Linked DNA regions of Homo sapiens: region 2 is linked to region 1. Evidence: chromatin loops called from intact Hi-C (ENCODE). Cell type or tissue: chondrocyte. All regions are shown on one strand. Links, peaks and the distances in the headings refer to the core of each region. The heading gives the core; the rest is flanking DNA.

What was found. Hi-C counts contacts between places; a loop is a spot of excess contacts. Peaks named below come from ENCODE experiments on the same cell type or tissue, not always from the same donor. Only the 100,000 strongest peaks of a DNase experiment are listed, where the experiment ranks them.
Region 2: a loop joins it to region 1, with 2.0 times the contacts of the local background. A loop is called at or near these places in 4 of 110 quality-filtered maps.

Annotation. Positions count from the first base shown.
Region 1 is chr2:219,685,872-219,695,092 of GRCh38, reverse strand. No RefSeq gene overlaps it. Among named protein-coding and RNA genes, the nearest start is that of LINC02832, 40 kb to the left of the region's middle. RefSeq lists enhancers at 6,235-6,798, 5,919-7,118, 6,799-7,362. In chondrocyte, for the core only: CTCF peaks have their summits at 4,998 and 5,208 (motif pointing right); no DNase peak of the experiment used is centred there.
Region 2 is chr2:219,566,071-219,575,291 of GRCh38, reverse strand. It overlaps OBSL1 (obscurin like cytoskeletal adaptor 1), which reads left to right and starts at 3,753. Exons shown (of 21, transcript NM_015311.3): 1 at 3,753-5,071; 2 at 6,968-7,237; 3 at 7,323-7,574; 4 at 7,717-8,019; 5 at 8,166-8,462. The coding sequence starts at 4,060. It overlaps INHA (inhibin subunit alpha), which reads right to left and starts at 2,982. Exons shown (of 2, transcript NM_002191.4): 1 at 2,650-2,982; 2 at 1-598. The coding sequence starts at 2,917. RefSeq lists enhancers at 2,991-3,285, 3,972-4,809, 4,810-5,647, 7,770-8,631, 8,632-9,221. In chondrocyte, for the core only: a CTCF peak has its summit at 4,698; DNase peaks (open chromatin) are centred at 3,771, 7,148, 7,396, 7,926 and 2 weaker places.

The DNA.
Region 1 (9,221 bases), core at 661-8,660:
ATTATGATCAGTTTTTTCATACAGTTTTTAAATTGAATTTAGAAGGAGTGGCTTAAGACTGTTAAGCTAGCATCTGCCTGGAGTGGAAGTTATAGGAGACAGAAAGAAGATGTGAAGTCTTCCCATGTGTACCCTCCTGACTCTAAAGGAGAGAGCCAGCCTGGCCAAATCATTTTTATTACCTTGAACAACCCCATATCAAAGTCAGGATGTGTAGATTTACCAGAAGTTATCTACCTTATCATTTCAATTAAACATATGGCTGAGGAATCTAATGAAGAAGGCTTGAGTGATGGCCGTAGAATCAATAAAGTCTTTCTGGACTTATCGATTTAGCATTCTCCATGCAGTAGAATTGATTTATGTCCTCGGATTTATTTTGATAACTCAATGATAACTCCACTATTCCTAAATTAATGTCAACTTTTCCTCAGGCTAAACTTTTTTCTAGGCAAGGAAAAAATCTTATATCAAGTCAAACTGATTTTGCTAAGTAATTCCATGGCTAACAGGATGCCATAAATCAAAGAGAACCATGTACTACTATAATTGTAAATCATCCTTGTCATGGAAAAGTACAATGGCATTTATTTGTCAGTATTGTGATTGTATCATGCAGGGCCTCTTTCCTGTCAAAACTCATATCTTCCAATACAAACTCTATCATCTAATTGCAATTTAATAAATTCAATAGATTGCTTAAAAACTACATTAATTTTCATCTCCTACAGCTTAAATTTCCAGAACATGTGAGATGGATAGGTCCTAATTTCTAATTAGCACAATCTTATTGAATGAGATAAACCATCATCTTTGCATGAGGAATATTCATCTTGGGCATACACAAGCAAGACAATTAGTCAGTGCCATGTAAATGGGTATATTTGCAAATGCTTTTTGGGAAAAGTATTTTTCAACCAGATCTACAAAGCAAAAGGAAAAACAGAAATTTTTCAATAAAAAAATACCATAATAGATAGTTCAATTAATCACCAAGTCTGTGAGTCCACCTCCTACACAACTCTGAAATCTACCCAATTTTCTCTATTGGCCCAGCCACCATCAGGACCAGGAGAGCATCACTGCTTGCCAGATGCTGCAATAGACTCCTTGCTTCTCTTCCTGTCACCACTGCCACTTTTTCCAATTCATTTTCTACATTGCAGCAAGAGGGCTTATTTTCAAAAATGCAAATCTCATTATAACATCACTGCCTACTCCTTCCCCTGGCTCTCAGAATAAAGAAAAATAAGCTATCAAAGCAGTCTGCAAGACCCTGCCTGCCTATTCTAACTCATCTGTCCAGGCCCCTGCACTCTCTGCTCCAGCCAGGCTGGGCTTCTGTCAACACCTCTGACATGCCCCGGAATCCCACACACATGCTAGTCTCTTGACCTACAGCACACCTGCACCCTCTCTTTGCCAAGCTAAACCCCACCATCCTACAGTTCTGGGCTCAAACACCACTTGATATGATTTGGCTGTGTCCTCACTCAAATCTCAAATTGTAGTTCCCATAATTCCCACGTGTCATGAAAGGGACCGGGTTGGAGGTAATTGAATCATGGGGGCGGGTCTTTCTCATGTTGTTCTCATATAGTGAATAAGTCTCATGAGATCTGATGGTTTTATAAAGGGGAGTTCCCCTGCACAGACTCTCTCTCTTGCCTGCCACCATGTAAGATGTGACTTTGCTCCTGGTTTGCATTCCACCACGATTGTGAGGTCTCCCCCACCAGTCACATGGAACTGTGAGTTCATTAAACCTATTTTTCTTTATAAATTAGCCAGTCTCACCAGGCGTGAGTCTCACAGGCTCACTCCTGTAATCCCAGCACTTTGGGATGCCAAGGAGGGCAGATCACCTGAGGTCGGGAGTTCAAGACCAGCCTGACCAACCTGGAAAAACCCTGTCTCTACTAAAAATACAAAATTAGCCAGGCGTGGTGGCATATGCCTGTAATCCCAGCTACTCGGGAGGCTGAGGCAGGAGAATCGCTTGAACCCAGGAGGCGGAGGTTGCCGTGAGCTGAGATCACGCCACTGTACTCCAGCCTGGGCAACAAGAGCAAAATTCCATCTCAAAAAAAAAAAAAAAAAAAAAAATTAGCCAGTCTCGGGTTTATCTTTATTAGCAGTGTGAGAACAGACTAATACACCACTTCTCCCAAGAAGGGTTCCCTGCTTCCCCAGTGGGTTAGACCCTTCCACAACCTGCACTTCTCCTTTACAGCCTTTTGTGCTTCTCTGCTTAGTTTCTGTCTTCTCTGTTAGATGGTAGCGTACTGAGGATAGGGACAATGTCTGCTTACTCCCCACTCCCCTGTCATACTGGTGCTCAGCTCATATTTGATTACTTCTTGACTGAGATGGGGCAGGCAAGTGGGGACAGGGACCAAAAGAGCAGGAGCATTCACTGGGACAGGGCTGACGTAAATCCAAGTACACACCAAAGTTCCCATGGGGGAAGGCGGGCCAGGCCAGCAGTGTGCAAATGGCAGGTGCTGCTGTGACAGAACGTTGACCCACCTTCTTAATTAATGGACCTTTTCATTTTCAACGAACTTCAAACCAACAGAAAAGCTGCAAAAATAGTGTCACCAAACCACCATATATCCTTCACCCGGATTCACATATTCAAATTTTACCAACTTAATTTGTGTCTTTAAACCTCTTAAACAGTTACCAATTGGAGACAGCTAAAATACTTAGTCTAGCCAACTAGGCAACACCTTGTCTCTGAAGTTTTCCAGAGGTGGCAAATTATTAAAACCCAGTAAAACCGCAAAACCAGAAAAGTTTCAGGTAAAGTAAAATTCCTAGATTTTCTCTGAGCAAATGCAAACCACCTATAAGCACAATTCCAGGATCAGTTTGGCCTCCAAAAATCCTCCAGAGGCAACCCCCTTGGGCTTATAAAACTTTAAATCAGATCAAATCCATCTTTAATGCATTGCTAGGTAGGTCAATAGCAAGCACAAGCTCATTCCCAAATATAAGTGCCACCTCTCCCGACTGGACCAAAGTGAGATACAGAAACAGAGTTAATAAGGGCAGGGACAGGGGCTGGTCACAGAACAAGCACAGCCAGGGGACATTCAGTAAATTAAATGGCCCATGGGAGGCAGTTCACACTCGAAAGAGCAATTTAAACTATTTATGATCGTTGATGGGCCCTGAATTAGTTATAACTTCCTAAAGAAAAAAATCTTGAAATTATCACAAAGCCAGCACTGAATATGGCTGCACAGTGCTCACTGGAGGTCATGAAGGAGAATGAGCTATTAGTCTGTATTAAGGAGCGAACACCATGGTAATGGCGAACTAGTGTGTAATACAAATGCGGGCGGCCCGACCTTGACTGCCGTTCAGTGCTGGGCCCTCCATCTCAAAAGGAAATAGACGAGGCAACAGGAGGGCCACAGGGTGATTAGTGTATCAGTGAGGGCTCAGAACCTCTAAATGAGGAAAGGTTTAATTATACAGGCAGCTAATTAGGAAGAAAAGAGGAGAAAACGGACAGAGGTGTGTACATGAAAAGATGAGGATTCAGGGGTGACTGAGTGAGGCCCCAAAGGTTCTAAATGAGACTTTTACAAAACACATCCATAAGGTTGTTTTTGAAAGAAAATTTTCAGTAGATCAACAAATTCTTTGGAGGAAATAAAGGGCTGGGCTCCACAGAGCAGTTCTAAACATCTAAATAAATATGCGCCTGTTTGGAATTGACCAGAAATTTTAACCGGTTATGAACTATGTTTTATCCAGGAAACTGGATAGAATAGAGTCGTGAATTCAGCTGTTTGTGACTGTTAGAAAAGACTGCCATAGCTAGAAAGGAATAACGGGATACTCAGACGAGGGTCAGCAAACGATGGCCCTCGGGCCACTTCCAGCCTGTTGTCTGTTTTTATACTGTCAGCAAGTTAAGAATGATTTTCCATTTCAAAGCGGTTGAAAAAACTCAAAAGGAGAGTACTATTTCAAGACACATGAAAATTATATTCATGTTCATGAAATTTTATTGGAACACAGTCACATCCTTTCGCTTTTGCACCAAGACAACAGAACTGAGGAGCTGCGACAGAGACTGTATTGAGCCACAAGTCTAAAATATTTACTTTCTAAACAGGGCATGGTGACTCACGCCTCTAATCCCAGCACTTTGGGAGGCCCTGGTGGGCGGATCACCTGAGGTCAGGAGTTCGAGACCAGCCTGGCCAACATGGAGAAATCCCATCTCTACTAAAAATCAAAAATTGGCCAGGAGTGCTGGCGCACGCCTGTAGTCCCAACTACTTGGGAGGTTGAGGCAGCAGAATTGCTTGGGAGGTGGAGGTTGCAGTGAGCCAAGATTGCACCACTGCACTCCAGCCTGGGCAACAAAGCCAGACTCTGTCTCTAAATAAATTGATTAATTAATTTAATCAAATATTTACTTTCTGGTCCTTTTCAGAGAAAAATCTGCCCACCTCCACTCTAAGGTGTTGTGTGTTAAATATTTCCATTGTGGCCAGAGACCCACACAATCAGCAAGTGCTACCATTCCCATGCCTGGTATCAGGGGACCACGTAAGTAAGCCTCTTGCTAGGGTCCCCCGCCTGGGCCCCAGGCTCAAAGGAATGCAGGTAAAGTGACCGGAGGAAGCTCCTGCACTAGCAAAGAGGGCCACATACCACAGCAGATCCCAGTCGGGGCCGCCCAGCGGCCTGCTGGCCTCCTAGAGAGGCTCCCTAGCAACATGGAGTCAGCGTGCTCGGAACCCTTGACTTCACAGAAGCATTAGGTGAGCGCTCAAGGGCTTTTTGTGCACCAGAGGCAGTAAAATGCCATGTTTGCCAACATGTGAAATGCGCGGGGATATCAGATACATCTCAATTTTTCAGAAAGTTTTTTGGAAAAATAAAGACTAAGCTGTAAGGGAAATATTTTATTCCTATAAATATAGTACACAGGATTGTGACTCCATTAAAAAATAGTACGGTTTTGATACACAGTCTAGTATCCCTAAAAACAAGAATAAAATCACAGAGCTAAAAAGAAATATCTTGGTATTTAGGAATATGAGTTGCAGTGAAAAAATACTTAAATTCATAACATAGGGGAGTTACTCAAATTCCATATTCATCTGTGTGGTCTCTGGTTTTTGTTTTGTTTTTTGATAAGGGGATGAAAAGCGCTCACATTTGCAAAATGTATGTTGCCATCTTCTGCCACTAGGGGGTAGCATGCCCCATTATTTTACCTCTTTCTCAGCCTTCCAGCTGTGCCTGATACCAAAGCGTAAGACTGACAAGAAAACTTGTGTATATAATAAACGATTAGATATCGTACAATGCCATATATTTGATATATGTTATGTGTATAGTATTATGTAATACGTAATATATCTTATGTTGTAACATATACATTATTCATATATAAAGTATAAAATTTTATTTTGCATATATAATCCATCATTTGGGAAAAGCGGGGAATGTATCCTATATACCAGTAAACACAGCAAGCCTCACTAGTGCACAAAAAATCTAGTCGGAGTTCACCTGCTTCTATTAAAAGATTGAGGGCAGCTCTGCTTGATGTTAAAGGAGGGATTAGGGCTATTAGGATCTTCCCAGTGGAAAGCTCCAGAAAGTTTGGACCACCTAGAAGGCTGCGTGGTCACCGACCGGCTTGTGGAAGGAGAGGGAGGACGGGAGTCATGGGATGTACAGACTCAGTAGCCAAGGAATCTGAGAGATGCCCAATCTAACTCAGAAGCCAAGAGGCCGGAGCACCGCAAGGGCACAGGGAGCCCTGGAGCCTGAGGGAGAGTCCAGAGCTGCAGGCAAAGCCGTGTCAAGAGTCCAGGCTTAGAAACAGCCGCAAACCAACGCTCCAAATAGCTCAATGCGTCACATAGTCGGAATCTCAAAAATGTGACTTTAAGTTCATTTCCAAAATAAGACAAGGAGTGGCAGAAGGGAGATTCAAATTCCAACCTGTTCAGACATTCTAAAACATAAAACCCTGAATGTTTGGGGGCAATTAATCCAGAAAACATCTCAGTCAGCTTCTAACATCTGCCGCTGGAGCGAGGATGGAAAGCACTGGAAATGAAGGGCTTTCCTGGATCTGGGAATCTGGGTGCGCAGGCCAGTTCCCAACGCGCATGTGAACATCGCTTTTCTGCAGTCAGGACTAAAGCTGCCTTCCACATGGTCCACGTACATGAGGTCCGCACACATGAAATGTCTTTGTGCTGCTTCTCAGCATACATCATACTTTTCCCATGAATCATTTAAGACCAAAAAAAAAAAATACCTATGAGATAGGTATTAATATCATACCCACTGTACAGATTAAGAAACAGACACAGAGAGCTTAAGCAACTTGCCCAAGGTCACAACAGTGAGTGACGGTGCCGGGAGTTAACACAGAAAACTCTTTGTATTAGTCTGTTTTCATACTGCTATAAAGAACTTCCCGAGAATGAGTAATTTATAAAGGAAGGAGGTTTAATTGACTCACCGTGCAGCATGGCTGGGGAGGCCTCTGGAAATTTACAATCACGGCAGAAGGTGAGGGGGAAGCAAGGCACCTTCTTCACAAGGTGGGAGGAAGAAGGGCCGAATGAAGGGGGAAGAGCCCCTTATGAAACCATCAGATCTCGTGAGAACTCACTCCCTGTCACGAGAACAGCATGGGGGAAACCACTCCGTGGTTTAATTACCTCCACCTGGTCTCTCTCTTGACCTGTGAGGATGACGGGGTTTGCAATTCAAGATGAGATTTAGGTGGGGACACAAAGCCTAACCATATCACTCTTCTTGCTTCAGAATTGCCTGTTCTTTCTGCTACATTTGCTGCCTCCAAAAAAAGTATTTCTCTGAGCCAAGAAGTGTATAAAAAGGCAAGCTTCAATGAGCACAATAGATTTGTACACATCAGAGGCATTCGAACCAGAGTGACTCCATTTTGAACAGTGGCTGGGTGAAATGAGGCTGAGACCTGCTGGGCTGCATTCCCAAGAGGTTAGGTAATCTTAGTCACAGGATGAGATAGGAGGTTACGCCGGGCGCGGTGGCTCACACCTGTAACCCCAGCACTTTGGAAAGCCGAGGTGGGCGGATCACGAGGTCAGAAGATCGAGACCATCCTGGCTAACACGGTGAAACCTCGTCTCTACTAAAAGTACAAAAAATTAGCTGGGCATGGTGGCGGGCGCCTGTAGTCCCAGCTACTCGGGAGGCTGAGGCAAGAGAATGGCATGAACCCAGGAGGCGGAGCTTGCAGTGAGCCGAGATTGCGCCACTGCACTCCAGTAGTCTGGACAACAGTGCAAGACTCCGTCTCAAAAAAAAAAAAAAAAAAAGACAGGAGGTTGGCAGGACCATTATCACAAGATACAGGTCACAAAAACCCTACTGATAAAACAGGATGCAGTAAAGAAGCTGGACAAAACCTGCCAAAATCAAGATGGTGACAAAAGTGGCCTCTGGTCATCATCACTGCTCATTGTACACTACTTATACATAAGCATGCTAAAAGACACTCCCACCAGCACCATGACAGCTTATAAATGCCATGGCAAACTCTGGAAGTTACCCTATATGGTCTAAAAGGAAAGGAATCCTTAGTTCTAGGAAATCCTCCCACCCCCCGCCTTTCCCAGAAAACTCATGAATAATCCACCCCTTGTTTAGCATATGATCAAGAAGTAACCATAAAAATAGCCAGCCAGCAGCCCTCGGGTCTGCTTTGTCTATGGAGTAGCCATTCTTTTATTCTTTTACTTTCTTACAAACTTGCTTTCACTTTACTCTGTGGATTCGCCTGAAATTCTTTGTTGTGTGAGATCCAAGATCCTTCTCTTGGGGTCTGGATTGGGACCCCTTTCTGGTAACATATACATTAAAAAGAAAAAAACAAACAGGCAAACATAATAGAATTTTTCCAAAGGCTAATGGGTAGCCAGGGGTCATGAGAGAAAAAGAACAGGAATTAGGGAAGAAAGAAGGAAAGGATTCGAATCATAAGACAGGAAGATGGGCACTAACCTCATAAGTATATTTTCAAAGCAAGCATAAGAGGTGCCTGCTGGCCAGGCGCCGTGGCTCACGCCTGTAATCCCAGCACTTTGGGAGGCCAAGGCAGGCGGATCACGAGGTCAGGAGTTCGAGACCAGCCTGGCCAATATGGTGAAACCCTATCTCTACTAAAAATACAAAAATTAGCCGGGTGTGGTGGCGCTCGCCTATAGCCCCAGCTACTTGGGAGGCTGAGGCAGAAGAATTACTTGAACCCAGGAGGTGGAGGTTGCAGTGAGCCAGGACAACAGAGCGAGACTCCATCTCAAAAAAAAAAAAAAAAGTGCCTGCTGCATTTGGTGGCTTAAAGTTCTTAAAGTTCTGAGGGAGTCTTTGGCCAAAGAATGGAATCAGGAAAGGTGCCTTGGTATGTAAAATGAGCTGAATCAACAACAGTGGAAGGAATGCAGGAAAAAGGCGGATTTCTGCCCGGTCTAGTGGCAAAGGACAGCAGTGAAAGCAGGGGCACTCCAGGGACTGAACAGAAACAAAGACTCTAAGAGCAAGTTGAGTCTCTCCACAACTGCACAAAGCCACATTCTTTGCCTAATTACTTAAGCCAGAGTGTGTTCACCTGGAAATTTCCTGCTGGTCAGAGGAAGCAGTTTTGTTTCTGTTGTTGATGTCTTGGTTGAGGGAGGGGCTCCAGGTGATTGTAGCAGACAGACAGGGCAGGACAACAGGGAGCAGGGAATGTGGCATGCCGGATGCCACGATTCCACACACCACAAGTGGTTCCATTTCAGCCCAGAAATGATGAGACTAGCCTGGGATTTGCTACTTTTCCCATTCCTCCTGCTATGTTATTTGCTTTAATGAGAGAGACAAAGGGAGAGGAGAGATGGACAGAGAGAGAGAGAGAGAGAGAGAGAGAGAGAGAGAGAATGTGTCTCTAACAGTAAGAAAATAGCCATGTATCCATCCAACAGGAAGGCAGGTAAAGAAAGGGGGAAGGCCAGGCACGGTGGCTCACGCCTGTAATCCCAGCACTTTGGGAGGCCGAGGCAGGCAGTTAGCCTGAGGTCAGGAGTTTGAGACCAGTCTGGCCAACGTGGCAAAACCCTGTCTCTACTAAAAATACAAAAAAAAAAAAAAAAAAATTAGCTGTGCGTGGTGGCGTGCGCCTGTAATCCCAGCTACTCCGGAGGCTG
Region 2 (9,221 bases), core at 890-8,889, 120 kb after region 1:
TGGAAGATGAAACTGGGAGGGTACACGATCCACCGTTCCCAGCCCAGCTCCTGGAAGGAGATGTTCAGTGCTACTCTGTGGCAGTTGGCATGGGCAGCCGGTTCCTCCGGAGGCCTCTGCAGCAGGCGCAGAGCAGAGGGAGACCAAGGCCAGGACATCAGGGGAGTTGAGCGTCGGGCTCTCTCCCCTCCACTGGGTGGTCTGGTCCGAGTGTGGGCCACCAGGAAGGGCGTGGCCTCAGGCCGGGCTGAGCAGGTACAGAGGGGACAGCGCAGCAGCAGCACCAGGACGGGGTGGGTCAGCAGAGAGAGAGCAGAGGTGGCCAGGTGCAGCACGGCCCAGTGAGGGGGAGCATGGCCCAAAGACATGGGCACAGCCACGGGTCCTCCCGGTGACAGTGCCAGCAGGCCTAGCAGGGGCTCAGAGCTATTGGAGGCTGCTGTGCCCTGCCTGTCCAGCCCGGTGTGGAACCACAGCTGGGCTGAAGTCACCTGGCGGCTGCGTGTATGCTGGGATGGCCGGAACATGTATCTGAAGAGGCCCTCCTCAGCCTCCTGGGCCAGCCCTCTGGCAGCTGACTTGTCCTCACAGCTGGCATCTGCAGGAGACAGAAGAAAAGGGAGAGGGCAGCCCTGACTGGCAGGACCTGGCACCCCTCCTCTTCAGCAGGAGGGATGTGGCCACCAGTCATGAGCCAATGATGGGCTGCACTCTGCTCCACGCCCTCCGGGACGTGGGGACTCTCCTGAGTTTTGGGAGAGCTTCTGTAGGCTTCCCATTTTTTAATTTCATCATGAAGGGACTTAAAAAAATAGAAGACATTGCCAACTTCTCTCTGAAGTGGTTTTACCAATTAACATGCCCATCAGCAGTGTGTAAGAGGCCCTCTCTCCACTTCACCAGCACTAAGACTTTGTATTAGACTTCAATGCTTACTCACCAGATAGTGTGAAACAGTATCCTGAATGGTGTCTACATGGATGGTTGTTATATTCTTTTTTTTTTTTTTTTTTGAGACAGAGTCTTACTGTGTCACCCAGGCTGGAGTGCAGTGGCATGATCACGGCTCACTGCAGCGTCTACCTCCTGGGCTCAAGCAATCCTCCCACCTCAGCCTCCTGAGTAACTGAGACCACAGGCGTGTGCTACCACACCTAGCTAACTTTTGTGGGTTTTGTAGAGACAGGGTCTCGCTATGTTGCCCAGGCTGATCTCAAACTCCTGAGCTCAAGCAATCTGCCTGCCTTCACCTTCCAAAGTGCTGGGATTATAGGCGTGAGCCATCACACCCAGCCATATTACCATTTTTTTTTTTTTTTTGAGATGGAGTCTAGCTCTGTCGCCCAGGCTGGAGTGCAGTGGCGCCATCTCGGCTCACTGCAACCTCTGCCTTCCGCTCCGCCTCCCACGTTCAAGCAATTCTCCTGCCTCAGCTTCCCGAGTAGCTGGTGCCACCATGCCTGGCTAATTTTTTGTATTTTTAGTAGAGACGGGGTTCACCATGTTAGCCAGGATAGTCTCGATCTCTTGACCTTGTGATCCTCCTGCCTTGGCCTCCCAAAGTGCTGGGAGTACAGACGTGAGCCACCGCGCCCGGCCTATATTACTCTTTATATCTTTGGCATGTCAGGAATATTGTAGGATAAATTCTTTAAAATAATTCCATTTTTAAAAGACAGGTTTACACCAAAAAAAAAAAAAAAAGAAGAAGGAGGGAAAGGCAAGTGGGAAAGGGAAGAAAATGGAGAACAAGGAAGAGGGGGAAGAGAAGGAGGAGGGCTGTAACTCAGAACAGAGGGCAGTCCTTTCAAGAATGTGTAGTTAGCATCCTCACACTGACACACTCATAGACTATACTAATCATCCTGGAGCAGCACTCGTTCATGGACTGGCAATTGGAACTATACTGTTACATGGCTTCTCTCATTATCTAGTCACAATTGGTCCATTTTGCAGATAAGGAAACTGAGGCTTAGAGAGGTGAAATGACGTTCAACGACTAAGTGGCCAGGCTTGGATTTTGCCTGATCCCAAAGCCATCCTTCTCCCCACTGTGCTGCGAACGGACTGAAGTGAGGGAGGCAGGGGTCCTCTCTAAGAGAAAGGTGGACCAGATGACAAGAAAGCCCACCCACAGGAGGGCTTATCCATTCAGTCAGTGGAACAAGGGGGCACATATATGTTGAGACAGGAACTCAAGAGAAGATAGACTAGTTTTCCAGAAAAGTTTCCCAACTAATCTTTTGCCTGTATCTCTGATAGCTTCTCAGTGTCAGCTACCTGGGAGTAAAGAAACAGGGTTTGGAGCAGCGAGCAGAGGCAGAGATAGGAGGAAAGGTGGCAGGAAGGGGCTCAAGCCCAAATATCTCCATCTTTAGAGACCCCCGGTCTCCCAGCGCATACTTCCCAAATGCCTCCCACCTGCCATGCACTCTAGGTACAGCCTCTCACTTAATCCTGAGAGGTGGGCATTAGCCCATTTTACAGATGGGGAGACAGAAGCATAAGGAAGTTTAGTAACTGGCCTATTGCTGCAAAGCAACTGAGTAGCAGGACTAGGATTCAAACCCAGGTCCGCCTGGCCTGCAAACCCATGCTGTGCCTTGCTTTTTCTCAAAGTCATCCTGCCGGTTCCCCCACCCTCGTTACCTGTGGCTGGGAAAAGGATGGCTTGGGAGACATCCTCCTCTTCCTCGGGCTCAGAGCCCCTGTGTGTGAAGCCCCCCAGGGCATGTCTTCGGGGCAGCCGCCTGACTCCAGGGTCCCCACCTTCCCTGGTCACCGCGGGGGGCCCCAAGGCATCCAAGAACAGGGCCCTCACCTTGGCCAGAACAAGTTCCCGGGCCAGCTCCAGCCCCTGGCAGCTGTGCCCACCCTGTGGGGTCAGCAGCAAGAAGAGCAGTAGGTGCAGCACCATAGCTCACCTGGCCCTGCTAGTGGGGAACTCACACCCTGCCCCGTGCCCCTTCTGCCAGGGTCTGCCCAGGGCCTTTCCACTCTCCCCTCCCCATCCCACACCCACCCTCTTCTACCCTTCTCATCCAGTCTTCCCCAGTCCTTTCCACGCCCCACAGTCCGAGTTGCCCCTGCCCGTGGCATTGAGACCTCCTATCTCTGACGCAGATGTCTGTGGCCATGAGCCTTATCTCCCACTCCCGCCAGGGATGTGGGGGAGGGGCTGGGAAGGATTTCGCCTCAAGCGACCTGACTCACACATGCAAACATACAACACCTTCTCCCTACACACACACACACTCACACACACACTCACACACACACTCACACACACACAAATTCTCACACACACACACTCTCTCACACACACACACACAGACACATCCAGAGGTGACATCAGGTGGGACAGGAGCCTGGGAGCTGTAGCCGGCCAGCCCCAGAAAGTGTTATTTGTCAGGGAGACAAAGTGCATCACCCCTCAGACCTTCTGGGGCCCCTTTCAATAAGCAGCTGCTGGCCGGCCAGCCCTTGGGGGCAGGGCTGGAACCGGGGCTAGAACCGGGGCTAGGGCCGGGGGCAGGTGGTCCTGCCTGCTCTATACTTAGACCAGTGGAGCCAGTCTGGGCTCTTGTCCTCCAGCTGTGTCATCAGAGAATATTTTTGGGATTGGCAGCTGCAGGCGCCTCTGCCACTCAGGCCCAAGCCTGGCGGGCGGCTGGGGACCTGGCGGCTGGAGGTGGGAGGGAGGAGGGGGAAGAGGCCCAAGCTGTGGGAGGGGGCTGGGAAGAGAGGCTCCTAAGAGCAGGAAGCCAGGCAGCGGGCAGGGGAGGCTGCGGGGCCACTCGCTGGAGAGGCAAACAGGAAGGACTGCCCCCTGAGCGCCAGGCTTCGGGCCCGGGAATCGCCGCCGCCGCCGCCGCAGAGCTGCAGCTCGGGGCCGAGGGTAAGGAGGCGAGCCGGGAGCGGGAGGCCCGGGAGAGCTCCGCGGGTCCCCGCGCCCAGTCCCCAGCCGCGCCCCGACCCCGCCGCCCCGGGCCTCGGCTCGCCCTCCGCACCCCCCCCTGCCCCCCCACCGTTCGCCGCTGCAGGCGGTCGGCCGCCGCGATGAAGGCGAGCTCGGGGGATCAGGGGAGCCCCCCGTGCTTCCTGCGCTTCCCGCGGCCTGTGCGGGTGGTAAGTGGCGCCGAGGCCGAGCTCAAGTGCGTGGTCCTGGGGGAGCCGCCGCCTGTAGTGGTGTGGGAGAAGGGCGGGCAGCAGCTGGCGGCCTCGGAACGCCTGAGCTTCCCGGCGGACGGCGCGGAGCACGGCCTGCTGCTGACCGCCGCACTGCCCACCGACGCGGGGGTCTACGTGTGCCGCGCCCGCAACGCGGCCGGCGAGGCCTACGCGGCGGCCGCCGTCACCGTGCTGGAGCCGCCGGCCTCCGACCCCGAGCTGCAGCCCGCCGAGCGCCCGCTGCCATCGCCGGGGTCCGGGGAGGGCGCCCCGGTCTTCCTCACGGGGCCTCGATCCCAGTGGGTGCTGCGGGGGGCGGAGGTGGTGCTGACGTGCCGGGCGGGGGGCCTCCCCGAGCCCACACTGTACTGGGAGAAGGACGGGATGGCCCTGGACGAAGTGTGGGACAGCAGCCACTTCGCGCTCCAGCCGGGCCGCGCCGAGGACGGCCCCGGCGCGAGCCTGGCACTGCGCATCCTGGCGGCTCGGCTGCCGGATTCCGGCGTCTACGTGTGCCACGCCCGCAACGCGCACGGCCACGCGCAGGCGGGGGCGCTGCTCCAGGTGCACCAGCCCCCCGAGAGCCCGCCCGCGGACCCCGACGAGGCCCCCGCGCCGGTGGTGGAGCCGCTCAAGTGCGCGCCTAAGACCTTCTGGGTGAACGAGGGCAAGCACGCCAAGTTCCGCTGCTACGTGATGGGCAAGCCCGAGCCCGAGATCGAATGGCACTGGGAGGGCCGCCCGCTGCTCCCGGACCGCCGCCGCCTCATGTACCGCGACCGCGACGGCGGCTTCGTGCTCAAGGTGCTTTACTGCCAGGCCAAGGATCGTGGGCTCTACGTCTGCGCCGCGCGCAACTCGGCGGGCCAGACGCTCAGTGCCGTGCAGCTGCACGTGAAAGGTACGGCGGAGCCCGGGACCTAGGGAGGGGCCTCGAGTGTCCTCCGAGGCCCTCCGAACTCCAGCCCTCCTCGGTGCCCAGCGCTGCCCCCAAGACTGGAGGAGAGGTGGTCCGCGGGAATATTAAAATACCAAACCCGCCCGCCTCTCACTCCCCAGGGATTCGGATTTAGTAGGTCTCCAGGGTACTCAGGAACTTCTTAGCAAACTCCTTAAATGATTCCGAGGCAGATGGTGGAACACCACTAAGGAGTGATTGATGTACAAATCCGGAGGGCCCTAGAACTCTTCTTCCCTAGTGGTTTTCAACGTCTTTGTTATTTTACTCCTCCTTCCCCCACTGAATTCACAACCAGAGCCCCAATATATGAGACAGATAAAGGAGTAGTTTATGGGCGTAAATTGCTGAGTCTACGTATATAACAGGTACTTCTAAACCATCAGTGAGAATAAGGAGGCTATTTTATTGAATACAGGAATTTGAATTAAAGGCTGCATTCATGAGACCAGGCTCTGAACCCTGTGGGGACGGCCTGGCTGCATCTGTCACCTTGAGAAACAAGTGATTCAGTGGAAAGCTAGACTTGAGGGAGGACAAATGTCCTGCGTGTTTTTACTATTCTTTGATTAAACTGCTCCCCACGTTTGCAAGAAGAGGAAGGTGAAGGAGAGAAGGTTTATATTTCAAAGTTGAATCACCAACAATATCCAATAAATGGTTACATTCTCATAAACAGAAAATTCCAAAGGAAAAAAAAGCACACCCCAAACTCACCAGAAGGTAACGCTCCCCATAATAGGATTTCATCACAACGCAAAAGAGTACACCTTCACTAGTTATTGTCCAGTTTTTTCTCTTAGAGGAAAAAAAGTTGGTAAATTCTCCTGAGTCCTTCCTAGCATGCAGTCAAGCATGTTGCCCCCAGGCTGCGGTGGTGGCCTCACTGTTACAGTTCAATGCTCACAGATTCATCAGGTTGGTGCTGATCTGGACCTCCATCAGGAAAGAAAAGCCCGGAGGGAAGGCTAGAGGAGCTTCCCCGAGTTGCATACACACACGCACACAAAAACTTGCTTCTCCAGCAGCCCTAGTTAATCCTCTGATTTCCAACATCCTGTTTTCTTTTCTTTTCTTTTTTTTTTTTTGAAATACACTTTTGAAAAGGGTTAAAATAGCTAGGCACAGTGGCTCACCCTGTAATCCCAGCACTTTGGGAGACTAAGGTGGGCGGATCATTTGAGGTCAGGAGTTCGAGAACAGCCTGGCCAACATGGCAAAACCCCATCTCTACTAAAAATACAAAATCATTAGCCAGGCGTGGTGGCGCCTGCCTGTAATCCCAGCTCTACTTGAGAGGCTGAGGCACCAGAATTGCTTGAACCCAGGAGGTGGAGGTTGCAGTGAGCCGAGATTGCGCGACTGCACTCCAGCCTGGGCAACAGAGCGAGACTCCATCTCAAAAAAAAAAAGAGTTAAAATATTTTAAATTCTACTCAGACCCTTGCAGAATATGTGAAATGACTGGGGCGGGGGGAGCCAGGGAACAGTTTGGAAATCACCAATCTAGGGCCTGGAGGACCCCAGGGAACAGTTTGGAAATCATCAATCTGGTCCAACCCCTTCTCTCCCTTTCCCCATTTTACAAGTAAGGAGACTGAGGCCCAGAAGCATTGAAATGGACTTGCTTAAGGTGATGTGGCTAGTGTCAGGGCTGGATGAGAACTCAGGTCATCTTAGGAACCACCACTTCCCTTCTGGTAGTTTTCTGTGATTCCACAGTGCCCGCTGGCTCTGCATGAAGAGCACACAGCATGAGCTAATGCGCTTCTAGGTATCCTACTCCTAGTCTGGGCCTTCTCCAGAGCCCTCTCTTGTCTCTCTCTCCCCTCTCCACAGAGCCCCGCCTCCGGTTCACACGGCCCCTGCAGGACGTGGAGGGCCGTGAGCACGGGATTGCCGTGCTGGAATGTAAAGTACCCAACTCCCGCATCCCCACGGCCTGGTTCCGTGAGGACCAGCGGCTGCTGCCCTGCCGCAAGTACGAGCAGATCGAAGAGGGCACTGTCCGGCGCCTCATCATCCACAGGCTGAAGGCAGACGATGATGGTATCTACCTGTGCGAGATGCGGGGCCGGGTGCGCACCGTGGCCAACGTCACAGTCAAAGGTCAGCTGGCCCGTGGGGAAGAGGCTGAGGCGGAGGCAGGCAGGTGCTCAGATTCCAGGTTGATGGATTCCTGTCCGCATCTCAGGGCCCATCCTGAAGCGCCTGCCCCGGAAGCTCGACGTCCTGGAAGGAGAGAATGCTGTGCTGCTAGTGGAAACTCTAGAGGCCGGGGTCGAGGGACGCTGGAGCCGTGATGGGGAGGAGCTGCCGGTCATCTGCCAGAGCAGCTCAGGCCACATGCATGCCCTGGTCCTTCCAGGGGTCACCCGAGAGGATGCTGGCGAGGTCACCTTTAGCCTGGGCAACTCCCGTACCACTACGCTTCTCAGAGTAAAATGTGAGGGCAGGAAGGCCTCTGGACAGGCGAGGCAGGGCAGGAGGTTGGCCAGATGCCGGAGCTGGGTTGGTGAAGTAGATTTAAGGTGGAAGGGCTGTGGAGGCCCAAGCAAGGCCGGAACACATCCCTGCCTTGGTCTCAGGTGTCAAGCACAGTCCCCCAGGACCCCCCATATTGGCAGAGATGTTCAAGGGCCACAAGAACACGGTCCTGTTGACCTGGAAGCCTCCCGAGCCAGCTCCCGAGACCCCATTCATCTACCGGCTGGAGCGGCAGGAAGTGGGCTCTGAAGACTGGATTCAGTGCTTCAGCATCGAGAAAGCCGGAGCCGTGGAGGTGCCGGGCGACTGTGTGCCCTCCGAGGGTGACTACCGCTTCCGCATCTGCACAGTCAGCGGACATGGCCGTAGTCCCCACGTGGTGTTCCACGGTTCTGCTCACCTTGGTGAGTTGGTCCTGCCAGACCCACCCATCACTTCTCCTCCCTTCCCCAGCCCTCAGTGCTGGTCCTCTCACAGGCTTGCCATCCGCCAGCCTCTGCCCTCTGCCACACCTTCTAGTTCTGACAGCTGCACTCTGTCCCTGCCTCAGTGCCCACAGCTCGCCTGGTGGCAGGTCTGGAGGATGTGCAGGTATACGACGGGGAAGATGCCGTCTTCTCCCTCGATCTCTCCACCATCATCCAGGGTACCTGGTTCCTTAATGGGGAAGAGCTCAAGAGTAACGAGCCGGAGGGCCAGGTGGAACCTGGGGCCCTGCGGTACCGTATAGAGCAGAAGGGTCTGCAGCACAGACTCATCCTGCATGCCGTCAAGCACCAGGACAGCGGTGCCCTGGTCGGCTTCAGCTGCCCCGGCGTGCAGGACTCAGCTGCCCTCACAATCCAAGGTTGGTGCCAGTGGGGACCTGAGTGGGCAGAAAGGGTCAAGACACAGAAGTCCTGTTGGCAAAACGAGGCAGATGCTGTTTTTATTTCTTGTATCTGGGCCAGGAGAGCAAGGAGCATCCATGATGGGCTGAGGTTGAGGGCTCAGAGGTCCGGAAGGCCAATTTCAACCCACATGCAACATCCAGGGCACCCCTTGTTATCTTGATATATGTCAGCATCATATCCCAATTCTCTGGAGTGCTTTGTGGTTTACAGAATCCTGTCAGATTTGTCATCTCATTTGAAAGACACAGACCCTGGCTGCTAGTCCCTGCCTGCCTCCTGCCATGTTGTCTAATTGTTGACATTGTCATCGCAACTTTCTACGTGCCAGGCGCAGTCCTAATCACCTTACATACATTAACACAATCTTCTCAATGGCCCTATAAGATAGGTTCTTTTTTTTTTTTTGAGATAGAGTCTCACTCTGTCGCCCAGGCTGGAGTGCAATGGCGCGATCTCGGCTCACTGCAACCTCCACCTTGTGGGTTCAAGAGATTCTCCTGCCTCAGCCTCCCGAGTAGCTGGGACTACAGACATGCATCACCATGCCCGGCTTGTTTTTGTATTTTAGTAGAGATGGGGCTTCGCCATGTTGGCCAGGCTTATCTCAAACTTAAGATAGGTTCTTTTGACATTCCCATTTTATAGCTGGGGAAACAGGCAGATACGTTAAGTGACTTGCTCAAAGTACGGAGCTAATGAGCACAGGTGCTGAA